2 separate regions of the Homo sapiens genome follow, and region 2 is linked to region 1. The links are chromatin loops, found by intact Hi-C in ENCODE. Cell type or tissue: IMR-90. All regions are shown on one strand.

The links. A loop is a pair of places that touch in the nucleus more often than their neighbours do. Peaks named below come from ENCODE experiments on the same cell type or tissue, not always from the same donor. Only the 100,000 strongest peaks of a DNase experiment are listed, where the experiment ranks them.
Region 2: a loop joins it to region 1, with 8 times the contacts of the local background. A loop is called at or near these places in 48 of 110 quality-filtered maps.

What each region holds. Positions count from the first base shown.
Region 1 is chr2:187,498,721-187,501,220 of GRCh38, forward strand. The region is part of intron 2 of TFPI (tissue factor pathway inhibitor); the gene reads right to left. It overlaps CALCRL-AS1 (CALCRL and TFPI antisense RNA 1), which reads left to right. Exons shown (of 6, transcript NR_187179.1): 3 at 786-885. Among named protein-coding and RNA genes, the nearest start is that of CALCRL, 52 kb to the left of the region's middle. In IMR-90, CTCF peaks have their summits at 1,418 (motif pointing right) and 2,343 (motif pointing right); DNase peaks (open chromatin) are centred at 1,441 and 2,441; H3K27ac peaks cover 210 bases.
Region 2 is chr2:187,842,044-187,844,543 of GRCh38, forward strand. No RefSeq gene overlaps it. Among named protein-coding and RNA genes, the nearest start is that of TFPI, 290 kb to the left of the region's middle. In IMR-90, a CTCF peak has its summit at 1,383 (motif pointing left); a DNase peak (open chromatin) is centred at 1,368.

The DNA.
Region 1 (2,500 bases):
ATAAATTGAGCTGACAGAACTGATAGAAGAGTATGTTTTTCAGGTCCAGAATTTGTTAACTTAGAATAACATATGACAGAGAATTATTATGATACGGGGATAGTTTCAGCACCAAACACAATTGTCATAAAATAGCTAATTAGCAAGTAAGAATGTTGATCAAATCTTTAACTAAAGTTGAGTTTTATGCACATATGCATTTGTGTGTCTTCAAATTTTTCTGGAGTTATATTCAATTGACAAAATATAATGTTTGTGTTTACCAACATGATTTTTAAAATAATTTTAAACCAATAACAGTGTCACTAAATCCAATAAATATCTATAGTATATATACAAATAATTGTATCAAAGTGAGTTAAGAAATATTGGTGAACATTGACAAGTTTAAATGTCATTTCTTTTTTTTTTCAAATCCTTTATCTAACATTTCATGTTGATGAACATATCTAAAATACGATAATTTGCTTTAGAAGGTCTCTCAGGCATATAGAGAGTTTCTGGTACCTATAAATATGAGCACTTCATGGTAAAATTTTCCATTTTTCTTAAATTAGATACACAAGTACTTTTTAATAGAAATTCATAACAAATATAATTGAGGATTGCTAAAAATACTTTCTAAAAATCGAAAAATGTATGAACCAAAATGACTTGTTAAAACACATTTTCTCTATCACTGAAGTTATAATTGTCAGTTTTAAAAATCATTGAATTTTTTTTTCTGAGTGGCACATTTATGAATAATTGTAAATGCTGTTTATATCTTTTTGTCTTTACTTAAGGATTTTAGAATGCCAAGCTGACATTTTGAGTTTTTATGAGAAACCAGAAAATTTGGTGTGAAGACCCTAAGTGGTGTGTCTGACTTACAGCAGGCCCACAGTAAGTATCATCAAATTACGTATCGTGAGTTTCTGAACTCTAGACATGTTTGTTTTGAAACCAATAAAAATGTGACCTATCAGCTCCTTAAATATGGGACCCCAGAATTCACATAACAAAGCAGGAATAAAAATATTCTGGCATTTTTAATTTTACAGCTATATACCATTATCTCAAATTGCTGTAGAAATTCTCATATAATGTGATGTTATTCATTCCCAAGTTAACATGACTTTAGAACTTTAGAGACAAGTTATTGAGGTAGTGTTTCAGATAGAAAACTTGAATAAAGATCTGTATCTGCAGAACACAGGGAACTTTACCTAATACCTGCATTGCCATGTATATTCAGAAAAATCATTTTTCATAAATCAATAATTTTATCAGATACTAATTGATGATTTTTCTACTTTTTATTCTTAATATATTTGATAGTATTTATTATCAAGCTAAATCTTTTTTCCATTTTCTGCATTAAAGATATAATCACCTCTAGTTCAATCTGCTATTGAGTAATTTTGCCAGCAGGTGGTGGCAGTGCACCACAAAGGCAAAAGCTGATAAACTCGCTGTAGTAGTTGTACCTAGCAACAATAGCTAATGTTGCTCACTGAGTAATTACAATACCCTTGACATTTTTGTAATTGTACCCTTTAATGATCATAACCACCTACTGAGTTAGGCATTATTATCTTCATTTTATAAATTATAAAATAGCTTTCAGAAATTAAGTAAATAACTTAAATTCATACCATAAATGATGGGTTTAAAATTGATCCTCATATGGTTTTACAACAGCTATCTCACACATTCTTAATAACTACATGATATTGTCACAGACATGTGACTGAGATTCCTAAAGTAGCATTTGGATCAAGCATACGGTTTTAATTATATAATTTCCACTCAATCAACAACATTTTTTTTCAAACATTCACCTTTATGAAACTAAAAATGGTTTCAATAATGGAAGTAGGTGATAATTTTATAGAAATTTTCTAGGAGAAACACTAAGTATTAACTTTTATGAATTATATTTTGTTAATTATTAGGTGATTATTTGTCTTTATTCACACTTTAATGTATTTCTTATAGAAATCCTGTATTAGAATATTCTTTGTGCAGTGATCTTGCAGCCCACACCTAAGCACAGCATCCCTGGACTCAAGCAATGGCCAGGTGTGCTGTGTGACCCACAGTGCCATGCCACTTCACCCAAAAGGGATGGAAATCTGCCTCGGTTTTCATTTCTTATTTTGAATAAACCCTTTTGAATGTTAATAATTGGGTATTGACCATGCGTCAAGCACTGTGCTGTCACTACAGATATGACAGTAAATTAGATGACAGCAACCCCTCGTTCATGGAGCATATAGACACTAAGGACTTACATAAACATTCAGAAAGTCCTGGGTGCTGTGCGAGTGAACAGTAGGATACCTAAATTAGCCTGAAGGGGTCAGCGATAACTTTCCTGAGACTTGAAATTGAGACTTGAAGGAAATGTTTACAGAGGTAATAATTATCTGCCAGCGGCCATGAGAAAGCAAAACACATAGAGGGCAATCTAAAAGGAATTTAATCTGATCCAGTCATATAAATAGAATTATGGTTT
Region 2 (2,500 bases), 340 kb after region 1:
CTAATCATCAGAGAAATGAAATCAAAATTCCAGTGAGATATCATTTCACATGAGTCAGAATGCCAATTATTAAAAAATCTAAAAGCAACAGAGGCTGGTGAGTCTGTGGCAAAAGGGGAATGCTTATACACTGTTGATAGGAGTGTAAATTAGTTCGGCCACTGTGGAAAGCAGTTTGGAGATTTCTCAAAGAACTTAGAAATATCACTTGACCCAGCAATCCCATTACTGGATATACATCCAAAAGAAAATAAATTGTTCTACCAAAAAGATACATGCACTTACATATTCGTTGCAGCACTATTCACAATAGCAAAGACAGAATCAGCCTAGGTGCCCATCAACAGTGGATTGGATAAAGGAAGTGTGGTTCATATACATCATGGAATTCTATGCAGCCATAAAAAAGAATGATATCATGTCCTATACAACATGGAATACTATGCAGCCATAAAAAATGAAATCATGTCCTTTGCAGAAACATGGATGCAGCTGGAGGCCATTATTCTAAGTGAATTAACACAAGAACAGAAGACCAAATCCCGCATGTTCTCACTTATAAGTGGGAGTTAAATGAACGGTACTCGTGGACATGAAGATGTCAACAATAGACACTGGGGACTACTACTAATGAGCTCCATGTGAGACAGGAAAAGGTAGAGGCATGTTATCAGTCACACAACATTTCAAGGACACATTGGACAGGAGTTTGAATGGCCTGAATAACTGACGTACAGTGTGCAAAGGGAAGCCAGGAGGAATTCTGAAAGCAAAGCTTAAAGACACATATGTTTATAAGTGGTTTAGTTGTTGATTTACATGAAGGCAAATGTAGACATTTAGTACTGCCATCTAGAATCTCTTCAATTTTATTTTATAAGTTCGTGAAGAATGAGAGCATGATGAGAACTGATAGAAAAAGTCATGCCTTGGTCCATGATTTTGTATCAATCAAGGCAAGATAGGAGAAAAGCCTTCTGAGTCTTATGATTCGTTTATATCCAAATGGCTTTGTATGCTGGTTTAATATAAGTGAAGGTGAATTGGAGCAAAAAAGAAAAAATATATATCAATATGCGAAGTGTCTCAGGAAGTCCATGTGGAGGATTGAGCCACAAGAAAGTTGTCATGGAGTCTGGAATGGAGGGGAATTTAATTTTCCATCAGGCACCCAGAGAGGGAAATGAACGTGAATTACTGTAAGATTAGACGGTCCCTGATCTGAAGGAATTCATGTACTTCTAAGTGGGCAACTTTTACTAAGAATTTTTTTCTAAGCTGACAAGAAACACGGTAAAATTCAGGTTCTCATTTTTAAAAAACTGGCTTATGCAGACATTCTGGAGAAAGCTAGCGTTATCTTCTTACACAAGGGATGTGCTGCCCCCTTCTGGATAAAGGAAAAGGTAAATTCCACTGAGAAATTTACATTCCTCCACTTCAGATACACATAAGAATGAAAAGCGCCCTCATCTTATTCAGTATTATAAATATGTATGTGTGTACACATAGACCCATATATATTCACTATATATGTAATATTTTATATTGGGAGTATTAAGTGATCAAAACCAAGTAGTGATCAAGTTAAAAGACTAGAACACACGAATGGACTGCTAACTGGCCCTTAGAGTATAGGCTCTATGCTGTATCCCAGCACCTAGAACAGTGTCTGCAGTATAGTAGACTCAAATCACATCTCTAAGAACCCACATCCCATTTTAGAATTCTTTAGTGGCTTCACTTTATGGTTGAGCTGAGCTCCAATTCTTTGGCATGGCATTAAAATTTTTCAAAATCAGATCCTAACCTGTTTTTTAAGCCATAAGGTCTGGTCATTTACATCATCCAGGCTTTACTTTCGTCTACCTGCAAATATTGTTTCAACCACATGTTTTCTGCCCTACATCTTTTCACAAATTGTTCTAATTTCTTAGAATGCCTTTTATCTCTCCCCTCTGTATCACCACTGGTGAAAATCCTTACCATTTAAAAAAAATAAAAATGAATTGCTAATTTATCTGTGAAGTCTTTACCAGTATTTCTTATCAAGATGCTTTCTTTTTCTGTTCCTTCACACTATTTTGATTTTCTTTACATTGTAACAGTTTACATTATCTGCCCCACAGTTTCTTCTTGTTCATCTTTGACAGACATCACTTTTTATTCATCGTTGTATCTACATTCCTTACCAAATGCCTAACATACAATGTAGTCATCCAACTGAATAAATGCTGAGTACATTGATGTGCAAAATCATAATAATATTTTACATTCAAAATGAGTTAGCTGAGTTGAAATTTTTTTAGCAACACAGATGGATTACAGTCAGGTTGAATAAGGTTTATAACACCATGAGAAGAATTAACCATTTTCACTAACTACAATCCAGACTGCTAATGACAGTCATTAATCATAAACCATTCTATAAGAATATTAAATTCTGAAGCATATCACCATGTTCTCTTATATGGGTGTGTGGTGCACTGAATAATGGCTC